Regions from separate parts of the Homo sapiens genome. Here region 2 is linked to region 1. The links are chromatin loops, found by intact Hi-C in ENCODE. Cell type or tissue: PC-9. All regions are shown on one strand. Each heading gives the region's core, and the rest is flanking DNA. Links, peaks and the distances in the headings are about the cores only. Region 1 overlaps TJP1 (tight junction protein 1). Region 2 holds the start of LCIIAR (lung cancer immune cell infiltration associated lncRNA).

What was found. A loop is a pair of places that touch in the nucleus more often than their neighbours do. Peaks named below come from ENCODE experiments on the same cell type or tissue, not always from the same donor. Only the 100,000 strongest peaks of a DNase experiment are listed, where the experiment ranks them.
Region 2: a loop joins it to region 1, with 8 times the contacts of the local background. A loop is called at or near these places in 11 of 110 quality-filtered maps.

The regions. Positions count from the first base shown.
Region 1 is chr15:29,733,397-29,742,024 of GRCh38, reverse strand. It overlaps TJP1 (tight junction protein 1), which reads left to right. Exons shown (of 28, transcript NM_001330239.4): 10 at 589-694; 11 at 4,611-4,761; 12 at 7,643-7,751. Among named protein-coding and RNA genes, the nearest start is that of LCIIAR, 63 kb to the right of the region's middle. In PC-9, for the core only: no CTCF peak of the experiment used is centred there; a DNase peak (open chromatin) is centred at 5,204; H3K27ac peaks cover 1,492 bases.
Region 2 is chr15:29,671,150-29,679,777 of GRCh38, reverse strand. It overlaps LCIIAR (lung cancer immune cell infiltration associated lncRNA), which reads right to left and starts at 4,843. Exons shown (of 2, transcript NR_135221.1): 1 at 4,252-4,843; 2 at 615-2,602. It also overlaps a transcript of ENTREP2 not described here. RefSeq lists enhancers at 1,189-1,689, 3,369-3,899, 3,900-4,430. In PC-9, for the core only: no CTCF peak of the experiment used is centred there; no DNase peak of the experiment used is centred there.

The sequences.
Region 1 (8,628 bases), core at 427-8,426:
TCTCCAACTCCTGGCCTCAAACAGTCCTCCCACCTCAGCTTCCTAGTGTGTTGGGATTACAGGTGCAAGCCACTGTGTCTGACCCAAGCATCCTTTTAAAGCTGTCTGTGAAGACAAAACAGAATCAGCAAGGTGCTAAGATCGGTTGCCTGGGAGGCCTGGAGATTTTGTTTCTGATGTCTTTCACTTCCTTTTCTCAAATCATCTTTCTTGCTCTGCTTGCTGAGTGGCAGAAATATGGTTATTTAAAAACATTTTATCATAATGAGGAAAGGTAGCTACTTTGGCAGTCTTAACTGGGAAGTGTAGGAATTCTCTCTTCTCATATCTATTTTTTGTTATTCGTTCTTAAAGAATAGATTTTTCAAATTCTGATTGCTGGAACTATGGAAAACACAGGTGACTGTGTAACATACCTACTTGTTATAAAGACTTCAGAATTTATTACTATAAAATGTACTCTAATACATATGGTAGATATGTTCCTCATCAGGTTCTCTGAACTTATGAATCATATATTGCTTGGTTGCTTGCATTATTATTCCATGTTTTTCTAAAGTGAGTCCTACTCAATTTTTTTTTTCTTAGAACCAAAGCCTGTGTATGCCCAAGTTGGGCAACCAGATGTGGATTTACCTGTCAGTCCATCTGATGGTGTCCTACCTAATTCAACTCATGAAGATGGGATTCTTCGGTAATACAATTTTAAAGTTGTATTGTTTTCTTTGTTCATTATTAACATTATTCAGAGTAGGAATTTAATTGTAAACCATATTGCATATATTTTTTAAAATAGTACATACCACCTAATACTATGATTATTTTTATATTTAACATTCTGCTACTTATATATGATAGTGAGTTAGAAATTAGACAACAAAGGAACTTTTTGGATGCTTTCTTTCTCACCGCTGTCTCCTGCCTAGCTTTTAAATTAGGAATTAGAAAAAAAAAAAAATTCTATTCAGACATCAGAATTTCCACAGCTTTCCAATGGAGCATTAAAAAAAAAAAAAAATCAGTGTTTCTCAATCTCAGCACTAGTGGCATTTTGGGCCAGGTAAGCATTTGTTGTGAGGGGCTGTCCTGTGCATTGTGGCATGTTTAGCAGCAATCCTGGCCACTAGATGCCAGTAGCAGTCCCCTAGTTGTGACAATTAGAATTATCTCTAGACATTGCCAGATGTTTCCTTGGGGGCAAAATCATGGTTGAGATTGGTTGAGAACCTGTTCTAGGGTAGTTAGCAACCCAAAAGTAAGTTTTTACTATCTTAACACCTTTCATTACTTTACATTATATACTTGGTAGAATTGAGATGTAAATTTGTAAACAAATTTCAAACCATCATGATTATCAAATTAGTTTTTTGTTTGTTTGGTTAGTTTTTTTTTTTAAACAGGGTCTTGCTCTGTCGCCCAGGCTGGAGTGCCGTGGTGCAATCTCGGCTAACTGCAACCTCTGCCTCTTGGGCTCAAACAATCCTCCCACCTCAGCCTCCTGAGTAGCTGGGATGAAAGGACACACACCACCACACCTAGCTAATTTTTGTATTTTTAGTAGAGACGGGGTTTTGTTTCGCCGCATTGCCCAGGCTGGTCTAAAAGTCCTGGGCTCAAGCAGTCCACCAACCTCAGCCTCCCAAAGTGCTAGGATTACAGATGTGAGCCACTGTACCCAGCCCAAATTAGTTTTTTATTGGCACTGGTAAAGGGGACATGATGTGAATAATTGAAAATTGACAGAATTCCGGGCCGGGCGCAGTGGCTTATGCCTGTAAACCTAGCACTTTGGGAGGCCGAGGCGGGCGAATCACGAGGTCAGGAGATCAAGACCATCCTGGCTAACATGGTGAAAACCCATCTCTACTAAAAATACAAAAAATTAGCTGGGCGCCTATAGTCCCAGCTACTCGGGAGGTTGAGGCAGGAGAATGGCGTGAACCCAGGAGGCGGAGCTTGCAGTGAGCCGAGGTCACACCACTGCACTCTAGCCTGGGTGACAGAGCGAGACTCCGTCTCAAAAAAAAAAAGAAAATTGGCAGATTTCCTCAAGTGGGTTAGATTTAGACCCAGCTAGGTAGATAGAAGTAGTTCCTGAAAGAGATGGGGTTTTTACAAGTTTAAAACTGTACAATTTTAATATTAGGTAATTGATAATTCAACCTTTTATAAATTGTGCAGGCATAGATAGTCCCCTTCTTTTCCTTTCTTGGGAATTGCTTGAAAACTTGTGTAAGTGTTTGAGGTTTAGGAAACTGTAATGATAAGATTCCAGAGACTGGCCGGGCGCAGTGGCTCATGCCTGTAATCCCAGCACTTTGGGAGTCCGAGGTGGGCAGATCACCAGGTCAGGAGATTGAGACCATCCTGGCTGAACACGGCGAAACCCCGTCTCTACTAAAAATACAAAAAAATTAGCCGGGCGTGGTGGCGGGCGCCTGTAGTCCCAGCTACTCGGGAGGCTGAGGCAGGAGAATGGCATGAACCCAGGAGGTGGAGCTTGCAGTGAGCCGAGATCGCGCCACTGCACTCCAGCCTGGGTGACAGAGCAAAACTCCATCTCAAAAAAGAAAAAAGAAAAATTCCAGAGACCTCCTTCCCTGGGAGAACAAATACCAAGGAAGATTTGAGGACGTGGACAGGATTAGTAGCTGTGCCAGGAAAGGTTTGGTTTTTCATTTAAAGCCAATGAATGGATTTGATGCAGAAGTTAGTGAGTCTGTTTTGCTACTGCAAGTAGTTAATATAATGCAGGCAGGACAAAGTATAAAATGTCAGTCATCTAAGGCACATGACACTGTTGGTGAGATATGGCCTAAAGCTGTCTTCTAACAGTGGTTTTCAGAAGCCATGTTTTACTAAAGGGTGGATACTGTGCTCAGTTGTTTTTGCTTTTTGAAGCACATTAGATGGGTCAGGGTTAGAAGAGGATTTCCAAAGTCCTATCTTTTGTTTTTGTTTTTGTTTTGCTTTGTTTTAAAGAGACAGGGCCTCACTCTGTCACCCAGGCTAGAGTATAATGGTGTGATCATTGCTCACCATAACCTCAAACTCCTAGGCTCGAGGAATCCTCCCACCTCAGCCTTCGGAGTAGCTAGGACTATAGGCAACGAGCCACGAAACCCAGCTAATTTTTTTTTTTTTTTTTTTTTTTTTTTTAGTAGTGACAGGGTCTTGCTGTGTTGATCAGGGCTGGGAACAAACTCCTAGGCTCAAGCAGTCCTCCTGCCTCAGTCTCCCAAAGTGCTGGCATTATAGGCTTGAGCTGCCACACCCAACTGAGACCTGGAGTCTTAAGGACTTTGAGGAAATATTTAAAGAGGTTTCAGTACAATGGGTTTAGGAGAGGAATCTATGAGAATGCTTTTGACCTGGCTAGGATACCACTACAACCAAGGGGCTTGGACCATTTGTAGTAAAGCTGGTAAATAGTTTCATGGAGGGATCAAGGATGCCACCAGCCAGTGAGAGACCTCATCTGATTTCTCAGGCTCTTACTTTTATGACTAGCTGATGTTAGTTCCAGGTCAGGTAACCCAATCAGAAATGAATAAATAGTAAGTTCTGAAAGTTAAGGCGATCTCTTTAGTTGGCTTAAAGAGACTAGAAATCTCTCCTTCCTCAACACATTTCATTCATTTATTTGACTTTTTGTTGTTGTTGTTGTTATTGTTATCTATTAGTTTCTAATAATTTGGTTAGTATTACATAATAAAGAGTATAGGGATTTTTTTCTACACTTCTTGTCAGAATAGGTAAAATAGTGTATTTTCTTGCTAGGAATGTGAGAGTACTTATGAATCCCTAGAAGGGAAATATAGTGGGTAATTTTTAATTACAGTCTGTTTCTATCCAGTCAGTTCTTAGAAGGCATCCTTTAGTATTTGTTTTAAGGAATGTCACAAGGTTTCAACACTACACTGATGCTAGAGGTGGGTGTGTATGCATTATTTTTTTTTTCCATTCAGAGAACTAGAAAGGGACAGAATGGATATGGGGCTAATGTAGAAAGGCTGAATGACTATATGATTTGTATTGTAAAACTCAGAGGGGCAGCAGAGTAAGTGAACTACTCTGTGAACTACTGAAAGACTCCACCAACTGCAAAGTTTTTTTAAAAATCACTCTCTGTTACATGTAGAAATCACAATGCTTGGAGCCTTATTTTGAGTCCATCGTGTTAGGAAAATTAGCCAATTTATACTTCAATTTCTACCTTTATTTTAAAAAATTTGACTTTTCAGTTATTAATAGAAATGATGTGTGAATTGGGGTGGAAAAAATGGAAGATGTTTTTAGCCATTTGGAATGTACCATAACTCTTTGAGAGTTGAGAAAACATTGTTTTACAAAGTAATTTTATAAATTAGTTATGTAAAATAGTACTTGCATATTAAATTTGAATATTCCAAAACTGTTAATCAGAAAATAGTGTTATTAAGTCTGATTTGAATTCTAACACTAAATTTTATTTAGTAAAATAGTGGTATGAGAGAAGTTTTAGAAATGATGGTTCTTTATTTAATTCTGAATATAGTTTTCACTGTAGTGATTGCTATAACGTTTTAAGCTCTTCTTAACTGTTTCAAATGAAATATCTGTTTTAACAGGCCCAGCATGAAATTGGTAAAATTCAGAAAAGGAGATAGTGTGGGTTTGCGGCTGGCTGGTGGAAATGATGTTGGAATATTTGTAGCTGGCGTTCTAGAAGATAGCCCTGCAGCCAAGGAAGGCTTAGAGGAAGGTGATCAAATTCTCAGGGTATGTCAGTATTGCAACTTATGTGGGTTAAAAAGTATTTGGATCACCAGAAAAAGGTATCAAACAACAAGCTTACTATTGTAATTAGATTGTAATCTGTAAGCAGTCTCCATTGAGCCAGTTAAACTTTGAAAGTCAAAATCCATCAGGTCTACCTTATGCTGGACTTCTCACTTCCCATTCTTGTATCTTGCTCTTGTTTACTGCTATATTTTGTGTTAGTAAAGAATGTAACATTTCATTTCTACCACTCGTGTTCATGGAAATAAAAGAAAATAAGTCTTATATCCCGATGATAATATCTACCAGGTAGTCTTTGGAAGTTCAACTAAACATTCAGACTGGCAGGACTCTGCCATGGGCCACAACTTGGCAGCAAGCAACATCAAGTGTTCCTCTCCCATATGAGTCATCTTGAAGCAATCCACACAACCTCTGGGACCTTTTTAACCCCAGATAATGGCTCAGACACAGGGAGATGGAATTCACATCAAAGGCAAATGTGTAAGCTGCCTGGCTTTGAAACTTCATACTCCACAAGAGACAGGATTAGTTACACAAATCAGGAAAGCCCAGGTTAGATGCAGAGTATCAGTAGAGTCTATAGAGTCCTCCCTTCCTTCCCCATAAACGGTTTCACCTAGTGACATAGTACCATCTTAATCTGTCTCCTGTTTCTTTTTAAAATATCCAAACCTCCATTTGATTTGCTAGATTAAACTATGTCCCATTTTAATCAGAAGGTATCTGTCCATTGTGAGCTCCTACATTTATTCTGCTTCTCTACCACAAAGTCTTTGCCGTGGCCTCTCTATTCTGGTCTCTTTCTGTACTCAGCCTGCCTCTTGCCAGTGTCCTGGATTCAGCCTCCTGTCTGCTCCAGAATCTTGTAGCTTTGTTCACTTTCTTGTCTTTCTCTCTCCACTGGTTCTTCATCTATCTTCCACTGTCTTATTTGTCCTTTTTTGCTGTTTAACTTGTTGAAGGATGTGGTTGAGGCCCTTGCCTGTTTTCTTTTCAATCATTGTGGTCATACAGTTTTGCAGCCTGGCTTCCACCTTCACCACACTGAAGCTCAGTTTTCAATAAGCCATTGCTGAGTTAATGTCATCCTCAAGCCTCATTTTCCTTTATTTTTTAGCAGCGTTTTGACTGTCTTAATCTTTTTTGAAGTACTTTTTTCCTTAGATTCCATAATACTGCCATTCTGGTACATTTTTTTATTCTTTTCCTGCCTCTTTACTGATACTTTTAAAACTTGGAGAATGTTGGTAACTCTCTGCTTCTCTTGCTACACTGCCTCTTTCTTGGGTTTGGTTGCTCAAGTGAGCAGCTCGTAATCAAAGTCTTTTCACTTAGCAATTTCCTGAGCTCTGTCATTTTCTCATTGAATCCTCCTCCTTTTCCCTTCAAACTTAGCATGTCAAAAAGTCAAGGCATCATGGTGACTTCAGACCTATTTCCATCTGATCTGATATGGTCATTCTTTCTGATGATGTTTACATTGTTGTCAATCAAGTTAGGTCAAAAACATTTAAATACAACATGTATAATAACGTTCACTATACCAAGGAAAGTAAAGAGACCTATTTTCTTACCCATCTCTTAACCCTGTTTTGAAGTAATCAGGGCATACATTTTTTTAAACGTTTCTTTCTTTTTTTTTTTTTTTTTTCCTTGAGACAGCGCCTCACTGTCACCCAGGCTGGAATGCAGTGGTGTGATCACGGCTCACTGCAGCCTTAAACACCTAGGCTCAAACATTCTTCCCCTCAGCCTCCTGAGTAGCTGGGACCACAGGCATTAGCCACCACACGTGGCAAATTTTTGTATTTTTTGTAGAGGCAGGGTTTCACCACGTGGCCCAGACTGGTCTCAAATTCCTGGGTTCAAGCAGTCCACCTACTTTGGCCTCCCAGAGTGCTGGGATTACAGACATGAGTCACTGCGCCTGGCTAAAAAATGTTTCTTAATAGTTCACTTTTGTTTTGTATCATAAAAGTAAGTGGTGCGTGTCAGGTTTTTTTGTTTCTAGGGTTTTTTTTTTTCTTTTTTAATCTGGAAAATTTCCAAAAGGTGGAAAGAAGAAAACCTGCCTGTAATCCTGCACACAGTCACTGGTGACATTTTAATAAGTTCATTTTGGCATTTAGAAGCTTCTAATAGAAGTAAATATTAACTTGGCAAACACTGAGCCTGCATTACACAGATGCTCTTACAGGGTTGCTACAGTGCAGATTGTCTTTTTAGTCCCATTTTCTTTTGATTTTTTTTCTCAGCAACTTGTAAAAAGTTACCTTTTTTCATCTAAACTGGTTAAATTTTACACAGATCTTTAATGTCAGGACACACTGAATACTATTTAAATAAATTTATACCTTTAACTCACTTTATTTGTTTCTGTTTTTTTAAAATTAGAGTGTATTCTTTTCTCCAAAGTAAAATAAAGTTTTTGGTCTTAAAAGATGTGATATTTTCGGCCGGGTGTGGTGACTCATGCCTGTAGTCCCAGCACTTTAGGAGACCAAAGCGGGCGGATCACCTGAGGTCAGGAGTTTGAGACCAACCTGCCCAACATGGTGAAACCCCATCTCTACTAAAAATATAAAAAAATTAGCTGGGTGTGGTGGTGGGCACCTGCAATCCCAGCTACTCGGGAGGCTGAGGCAGGAGAATCACTTGAACCTGGGAGGTGGAGGTTGCAGTGAGCTGAGATCGTGCCATTGCACTCCAGCCTGGGCGACAGAGCGAGACTCTGTCTCAAAAAAAAAAAAAGATGTGATATTTTCAAATTAGGTAGACTGAGAGTATCTGTGTCCTGCGTATGTTATTTTCATATTCTTAAACAGCCAAGAATGATTTATGAAATCTTATTTATTAGGTAAACAACGTAGATTTTACAAATATCATAAGAGAAGAAGCCGTCCTTTTCCTGCTTGACCTCCCTAAAGGAGAAGAAGTGACCATATTGGCTCAGAAGAAGAAGGATGGTGAGATGCTGTCAGAAAATGGAGGAGATAAACCTGTAGAGTTTGAGGACTTACAAAGGGATTTATTCCATTTTTAAAAAATAAGTCACTCATAGTTGAGTGATGAATGAATTTGTTAATCTCAAAGAAAGTTATGTAATTCTAAGTCATTTAGGAGCACAGAATTTCAGATGATTCTCATTAGCAGAGCATGCTAATAGGACTAACCTTTATAGTATTCTAATTTAAATAAAATGCCATCCAACCCTTTACAAGTGATAGAAAGTGTTGATTTATTAGCCATCAGAACCATACAAAAGTATATATGAGCAGCTTTCAGATTTTGTACTGATGTTTCTAAGCAATACACTCAGATGTTTATTAGCATTAATTCAAGAGAAAACTCCATTTTTTCTGTGATACAATTTTCACTTAGAGCCAGGTTTCTCAGCCTTGGCACTGTTGACATTTTGGACCAAATAATGTGGTTTTAGGGGCTGTCCTGTGTATTGTGGATGTTTAGGGGCATTCCTAGCCTCTGCTCACTAGATGAGATGCCACTAGCACACACCCCTTACCCTTTCAGTACACAGATGGGGCAGTCAAAACTGCATATTGGCAAATGTCCAATGTTGGATGGCGAGGGATAAAATTACCTTTATTTGAGAACTGCTGATTTAGATATGGAAATGTCTATAATGTTTGCAGATAAGTTAGATGATATAATAGAAAACAAGCATGTGGCTTTTGACAAGTTACTTGATGTATTTTCTGCATCAGTTTCCTCATCTGCAAAATGGAAGTACTAAGAGTTTCAATTCTTACAGTGATGAATACATGAAATAATACAGTACCTGGCACATAGTAAGAATTTGTTGGATATTATTATTGATATTAT
Region 2 (8,628 bases), core at 629-8,628, 62 kb after region 1:
CACCCCAATGCACTGGCTAAAGCTGACTTTCTTTTAGTCTCAAAGGAGAAATTCTTATTCCTGATTTCCTTCTGAACGACAGAGTTTTAAAGTTTTTTTCTTACACCACGATTGGGCTTGTAGATTTCTTTATCTGTGAAACGATTTTCATCCCAACCATTTGGACTACACCCATAAGCGGAAGAAAAAAGCCTTGAGTTGAGAGGGAAACGTCACAGAGCTCACGACCGACTTCACAGTGGAACAGACACGATCACTGATGGCACCGCCAGTGGAAAAAAACTTCGTCCATTTCAGAAATCCTTTTTTTTTTTTGAGACGGAGTCTTGCTCTGTCGCCATGGCTGGAGTACAGTGGTATGATCTTGACTCACTGCAACCTCTGCCTCCTAGGTTCAAGCAATTCTCCTGCCTCAGCCTCCCAAGTAAGTTGGGATTACACGTGCCCGCCACCACTCCTGGATGATTTTTGTATTTTTAGTGGAGACACGGTTTCACCATGTTGGCCAGGCTGGTCTCCAACTCCTGACCTCAGGTGATCCGCCTGCCTTGGCCTCCCAAAGTGCTGGGATTACAGGCATGAGCCAGCGTGCCCGGCCTCACTTTTCTCTTTTTAAGTGACCATTTCTTAGTTGACAATTTGGAGCTTGAGAATGCAGGGACAGCACAGGTAATATCTGACAGCCTCAAGAGTGGCAGGAGGCCATGACAACCCCCTCACCTGGTGCCTGCACAGAAGCAGGGAAGTGTGAGCTACATGTAGAGGGAGGATCATAAAAACAGGCCCAAGAACAAAGGGCTCAGAGCTCTGCTGACCTTATAGGATTCCCGTTTCTGTGTTTCCTGTGCAGTGCCCTTCACATGGCCTGCTTGAGACCTTCCATCAGCCCAGTCTGAGGTCCCTTAGGGGACGGTGTAGACCCCAGGAGGGAAGGGCTGGCTCTTCTCTAGGATGTCAGGAGGACCAGAGCTGCTGGGGCCCCACCTCGTCTGAAAACAACACAGAGCAGGGAAGAGCCAAGCCAAGGTGACAAAGGAAAGTGGAGTCCTAATCACACTATTTGAGGATGCCTGGATCCAGCTGCACCTGAAGCATTCCCCGGGTGTGCTGGTTATGCAGGACAGTCCTTTCCTCTTCTGGGGCCTAGATTTCTATCACTGAGCTCCAAGCAAGCAGACATAAAACCCAAAGGCTGCCCAGCACTCTGGGCTTGGAAATCAACTCTGCCTCCAGTCTCTTGTCTTGGGGGTTCCAGTGTGGAGACACACATAAGCCCTGCTGCTGATGTGTTTACATGATAAGCTTTCGTTTTCCTGCTCCCTGAGGTTAGGTAAGAGCACAGATACTCAAACACCTGCACATGTATTTGCTCCCAAGCCACACTGGAGATTTCATTGTAAGCTTGACGTGTTTATGACATGACAGCAATTGCCACCTCCACCCCACAGGCCACAAAGGCTGGCCTGGCAGGGAGCCCTGAGCTCTGGGACTGCCGCCCCATGCTGACCCTCCCTTCCTGTCACTGCCAGCCACTGTCTTCCTCCCCCGGCAGGCCTCCTCAGCTCCCGTCACTGTGTGTTTGGCAGTCCCAGGTCTCACTCTGCAGCAGGCATCACCTTCCCTGCTGCCACCATCTCCTCCCTGCTCCTCACCCTGGGACCTCGCCCTTCGCCTTCTGCCTCCTGGTGGGTTTGACCTTGTGTGGCAGGGCAGGGAGTGAGGGGAGCTGCAGGAGGCCGAGAGCAGGAGAGCCAGGTGACTATCCCCATGCCACCCGCGGCTCCCTCTGCATGGGGTCCCTGCCATGAGGTCCTCAGCTCCGTGTTTTTGCTACAGGGACCCTGGCCAACACACCTGTTGGTCAGGCATCTCCCTGGCCTGCAGCCATGACTCCACCACCAGCCTGCCTCCCCACCAGAGCAGGCCTCCTGTCAATGGAACCTGTTATTTTCCCTGAGGTCTCTCTTCCTCCCACCTGAGCCACCACCATACCAGCCCCTGCGAGGTGATGCCTCTGGTCTTCCCAGAAGCAGTCTCCTCTCCCTGGATGCTCTTCCCTCTTACCTGGGGACCACTTTCTCACTCAATTCTCCCTTCCTCCACGAAGCCCTCCAGGACTGCTGCCAGGGGCCGACCCCCTGTGGACTTGACCCCACCCCTTCATGTACACCCAAGACACCTCCATCCTCTATGTTTCCCAGCCACCAGCATCCCCTGCCTGACCTGCACACAGACAGTGCCCAAGCAATGCTCAAGTCAACGGACTCATCTGTTTGCTAAGGCCAAAATTGTAAAGAAAAGCAGTTGGGTTGGTTTTAGAAATGATTATTCTAAGATTAAAGTGCCAAATCAACACATTACCTATGAAGGAGAAGAAATGTTCACATATCAAAACTCATTAGCTCTGATATGAAAAGAAGACATGGCCACCAGCAGTTTTAAAATAAGTATCTCTGAAATGCCACGCAGCTTCCTCCTTTCCCTCTGAATCACCATTCGTTCATTCTTCCTGGCTGCCTTGGGCTGAGTGCTGAGGAGGTCTAGCAACATCAGAGCGGCAGGAGCGGCTGTCCATTAGCAGCATTTGGCACGCTGGAGGGAGCTGCAATTAGATTGAGCTATCAGAGGGGGTTTCCATAAATCTCCCGGCATTCTGCTTCATGATTCTCAGCTATCCTTTCTTCCCTTTGCAGGCAAGAGCTGGGAGGCGTTTTGTGGACCAAAAGCACTTTGTTCTGCAGAGCACTTTCGGCCTGTGTGGGAGGATGCCCTGGCACATGGGGAGAGGCCATGGGTGTGTGTTCATTATGCACTTTCTCCTGCAGACCTCTTAAGAGTCCTGAGCCTCCCCCGCCAGTTTCCATTTGCAGAGACCCCATTCACACGTAGCTATTTTACACATGCTCCTTGATAATCAAACCAGAACTGCTTGGACATCTGCATGGCTATTTTGGGGCTTCTAGGAGACTGAGGAAGACAACCTTATTTTCAACAGTCCACAAAGATGTGACATCATTCTGAACAGTAAGGCTGGCTGGGCTCGGTGACTCATGTCTGTAATCCCAACATTTTGGGAGGCCAAGGCTGGAGGAACACTTGAGCCCAGGAGTTTGAGACTAGCCTGGCCTACATAGTGAGACCCCTGTCGCTAAAAAAAAATTTTTTCTTTTTTTTTTTTGAGACAAGAGTTTCGCTCTTGTTGCCCAGGCTGGAGTGCAATGGCGCAATCTTGGCTCACTTGCAACCTCCGCCTCCTGGGTTCAAGCAATTCTTCTGCCTCAGCCTCCTGAGTAGCTAGGATTACAGGCATGCACCACCACGCCCGGCTAATTTTGTATTTTTAGTAGAGATGGGGTTTCTCCACGTCGGTCAGGCTGGTCTCCGACTCCCGACCTCAGGTGATCCGCCGGCCTGGGCCTCCCAAAGTGCTGGGATTACAGGCATGAGCCACCGCACCCGGCCAAAAAAAATTGTTTTTAATTATAAAAAGAGAGTAAGGCTTTCCAGGAGGTCAAGCAAGTGTGGTGATTGCTCCGTGAACCGTGAGAGACCAATACCGCAGCATTTACAAAACCCCCGCTGGGACTCAGCACAGTGCCCTTCCTCCAAACCTCAACTCCGGCAGGGGCAGAAGCAAGGCACCTGTGAGGCGCATCACTTTGGACACACCACTTTGGTTTGTTTGCTTTGGTTTGACCCCAGGCGGGAAAATCCGGGCCTGGTTCTCCTCCTCTCCCTCCCTCCCCTCCTCTCAGCTCTTACCTGGAAACTGCTCGGGACAAAGCCGGGTCCCCGCTGCGCGTGCAGCCTCCCAGGCCCTCCCCGTCGGCCTCCCTGCCTCCCCCCGCAATTCTCTCGCCTCGCGGGCAGCCTCGGCGCTCACGCACCCTGCAAACCCCTATCCCTCCGGGCCGGAACACCCCAGCTCTACGGCTGAGGGTGCAGGGGCGCCGAGGGCTGGGCGCCCGGGAGTTCCACAGCTCCCTGCACTTGATGATCTTCTGCAGTTATTCCAGAAGTAAACCGCCGCCTCCTTCATTTTTGCTTTGTTACGGGGTCTGGGCTCTGTCGCCCAGGCTGGAGTGCAGTGGCGCGATCTCGGCTTACTGCAGCCTCGACCGTCCTGGGCGCAGGTGATCTTCCCACCTCAGCCTCCCCGAAGTGCTGGGACCACAGGCGCGCGCCACTATGCCAGGCTAATTCTTAAATTTATTGTAGAGATGGTGGGCGGGGGGTGGGGGGGCGTCTTACTATGTTGCCAAGGCAGGTCTCGAACTCCTGGGCTCCAGCGATCCTCCCGCCTCGGCCTCCCTGGGTGCCAGCCGCCTCCCTATTTGCTGTCTGGGGCTTTGCCTTCTGGCGGGCTCCGTAGCAGTGACCGGCCCCTCGCTGCGGGTGGACATGCTCGTGCGAGTCGCGCGGGCTCGCGGCGGCCAGGAGCCTGTGGGACGCTGCGTGGGAGTTCCCATCCCGCGGTCCCAGGACCCCCGGCAGCAGCTGCCACGCTCAGGGCGGAAAGTGCCTGGGTGGCCAAAGCGGGGGCCTGGGGAGAGAGCCAGCCCCGGGAGGACGGCACTGCAGAGGCGGCCAGGAGGCAGGGGAGGCTCGGCGACCCTGGCAGGCGCTGCGGGACGCCGAGGACTGGGGCGGCGTGCTGGAGATCCGCGGCCAACCGTGGGGTGAGCAAGGGAGGAGGGGAGGGAGCGGCCGAGGGGCCCAGAGCTGCAGCAGGAGGTCGGGGAGCGAAGGGCAGGCGCGCCCAGGCCCCGGCGGGGGAGGGGAGGTTCTGAGTCCGGGGTGGCGGAGAGGGGAAGCCAGCGGGGCTGGCGGAGGGGCGGATCCCACGGGAAGGGGCGGGGAGCGCCGGGGACTAGGGGCGAGGAGGCCGCGGGACTGGGCGGAGCAGGGGCGCCACAGGTGCGGGGCGCTAGTGCGAGAGGCGGAGGCAGCGGGGAAGGAAGGGAGGCCGGCAGGGGGAAGCCCGCCCCTTCCTCCGCGCCCCCTCCTCCCTCTCCTCCCTCCCCCTTTTCCCTCCTTCCCTCCTCCACACCCCCTCCTTCCCTCCGCCCCCCCGGCATGCCTCCTTTTCCCTAGGGAAAAGTGCCCGTTCTTTTACTCTCCCTTCCATCCCTCGATATTCTTAATCCCTCAGGCGGCTGGTCTCACAGGAATTTAAAGAAAGAAAAAATCTGATTAAAAGTCTGTGCTCAAGCCGGGCGCGGTGGCTCACGCCTGTAATCCCGGCACTTTGGGAGGCCGAGGCGGGCGGATCACGAGGTCAGGGGTTCGAGAACATCCTGGCCAACATGGTGAAACCCCGTCTCAACTAAAAATACAAAAATTAGCTGGGCATGGTGGCGGGCACCTGTAGTCCCAGCTACTCGGGAGGCTGAGGCAGGAGAATCGCTTGAGCCTGGAAGGCAGATGTTGCAGTGAGCTGAGATTGCGCCACTGCACTCCAGCCTGGGCGACAGAATGAGACTGTGTCTGAAAACAAAAACAAAAACAAAAAAAACAACTCTGCCCATCAGGCAGCAGGACAGGGTGGAGCGTTTGCTGCTTCTGGCTGGGGTAGCGAGGAGTTGATACAGGCTTCCTGGTCCCCTGGGGCACAGGACTTGACTGCTGGCAAAGCCCCCCCCCCCCCCCATCCTCTGCAGGCTGGGGAAGGGCTGAGTCCCACACACCCTGGGAGGCAGGAAGTATCCCAGGACACATTTCCTCAGTCACCCTCCTACCTGATCCACTAGAGAAATGGGGAAGGGGGACCACACACTCTGGTTTCTCCAGATTTCCTGGATTGCCCTGAACACACACACAGCAACAGGACGGGTACTCAAAGGCTACCACATCCCAAACTCAACCTTCAGAGAAATGGTAGATCTGCCTTTGCAAAATTATAACAGACAACTATGACAGTGAAAGAGATCTCACCTAACTGACTCCATCTTGCTTCCAACCCCCAAGCTGTCCTTGTCATTCCTGGGCATGAACTAACTTTGGGAGGAACTTGGTTTATTGTTTTGCTTTGAAACAAAAACAATAACAGCCCTTTCCCAAAACAAACTCCCTTCTTGCCTGGGGACTACACTGCCTTTGCAGGACTAACAAATTAGCTGTAAGGTTAGAAATTAGGGTTTAGGAGTCATGCATCTGGAGACTCCAAGATTCTGAGCCATCCCAAATTGCTCCTGAGAATAAACTCACTATGGTAAGGCCTAAGATCAGTGCTTGAGATGATTTGTAGACCCTGCACATGATGATCGATGATCAGCTGGCACCACATGGGATCCTGTGGCCTCTACCCAGGAACTGATTCAGCAAAAGAGGACAGCTTCGACTTTCCGTGATTTTGTCAGAGGTGTTTGAACCACAGCGACTCCATCTTGAGTAGGGGCTGGGTGAAATAAGGCTGAGACCTGCTGGGCTGCATCCCCAGGAGGTTAGGCATTCTTAGTCACAGGATGAGGTAAGAGGTCAGTACAAGATACAGGTCATAAAGACCTTGCTGATAAAACAGGATGTGGTAAAGAAGCTGGCCAAAACCCACCAAAACCAAGATGGCGACGTCTTTTAATAATTAGAGTATAATGAGCTGTGGTCATCCTCACTGCTTATTATACTCTAATTATAATGTTTAGCATGCTAAAAGACACTCCTACCAGCACCATTACGGTTCACAAATGCCATGGCAACGTCCAGAAGTTACCCCCTATGGTCTAAAAGAGGGAGTAACCTTCAGTTCCTGGAATTGCCTTCCCCTTTCCTGGAAAACTCGTGTATAATCCACCGCTTGTTTAGCATATAATCAAGAAGTAACTAAGTATACTCCCTCGAGCAGCTCATGCCACTGCCCTGCCTATGGAGTCACCAACTTGATGGACTTGCCCTGAATTCTTTCTTGCGTGAGATCCAAGAACCCTTTCCTGGTGTCTGGATTGGGACCCCTTTCCAGCAACAATTTTATCTTCTACCCAACCAATCAGCATTCCCCATTTTCCAACCCCCCCAACCCACCAAATTATCCTTAAAAACCCAGATCCCCAAGTTTTCAGGGAGACTGGTTTGAGTAGTAATAAAACTCCAGTCTCCTGTGCAGCCGGCTCTGCGTGAATTAAACTCTCGACTGCAATTCCCCTGTCTTGATAAATCGGCTCTGTCTAGGCAGTGGGTATGGAGAGCCCATTGGGCAATTACACATGGACCGTGTGTGGTGACTCCATGTTCAAGCAGCCAGAAGCTCCCTGGTTGAGGCACCCTGGATAACTGGAATTTCCCATACTTGATTTGACTTTTAGAAAAAAAAAATAGAGAATGCAACAGTGTTTTTCTTTATTTTTCACCTGGAAATCATTTTTAACCTTTGAGGGTAGTCAAGGACCCATTTGAAAATTGGACAACTGATTTCCTCAGAAAAGAAGACCTTAAAAATAAAAATTGTACATGCCATTGTGGGATCCATAGGCCCTTGGATAAGAATCCCTGTAGTAAACCGGGCGCGGTGGCTCATGCCTGTAATCCTAGCACTTTGGGAGGCCAAGGCGGGTGAATCACTTGAGGCCAGTAGTTTGAGATCAGCCTGGCCAACATGGCAAAACCTCCTCTCTACTAAAAATAAAAAAAATTAGCCGGGTATGGTGGTGTGTGCCTGTAATCCCAGCTACTCGGGAGGCTGAGGCATGAAAATCATTTGAACCCAGGAGGCAGAGGTTGCAGTGAGCCAAGATGGCGCCACTGCACTCCAGCCTGGGCGACAGAGTGAGATGCTGTTTCAAACAAACAAACAAAAAAAGAATCCCTGCAGTAAACCGTCTCCTTCCAGCCCCTGGAAGCCATGGCAGCCAGCTGTGCCCACTGCCAATTCTGTGCCACTGTAGGTGGAATTCAAGGCAGACGGGGGCTCCTTGGGGGACACTGTGGCATGTGCTGCCTTTGATGGGGATCACAGCCTCTCAGCCTCTGAAGCTGGGAGAATCGCTGGGATCACCTGTCCAAACAGAAAGCCCACAAGGACCCCAGAGAGGTTCAGGGGAAATGAGTGGCTCAGATCTGGAGCCAATTTTTATGTTAAAAGGTTTCTTTTCTTAATAAAGGCCCATTGGGACCCAGATGAGTAATGAAATGTTGGAACAGCAAAGCAAACAAAAGCCACCCTGCTGAGAAATGAAGAATGGGCTTGAGCTGTTTTTACTCAAACACTTCTCACACCAAATGTGGGATTTTTTCCCGCACCAGCCAGTTCTCAGTACCAACTGAGTGTCCTATGATTCAATTCAATTCTGACACTAACTAATGTCAGATTGAACAGGTTCAAGGGCTCAGTCCCACAAGATCACCTACACCGCAGACGCCAGTCCCAAGTCTTAGGTACTCAGAGAACCTACACTTCTGTCCGACTTGGCTACAAAGTCAGGAGGTTCTTACAATCCCCACCTCCCTCAGGTCAATAATTGGCTAGAACAGCTCATAGAAACCAAGAAAACACTTATTTACTATTACCAGTTTATTACCATGGACACAGACGAACAGCCAGGGCTAGGTCTGGAAGGGTCCGGAGCCCAGGAGGTTCTGTCCGCATGGAGTCGGGGTGTGCCACCCTGTCAGCACATGGCTGTGTTTGCCAACCTG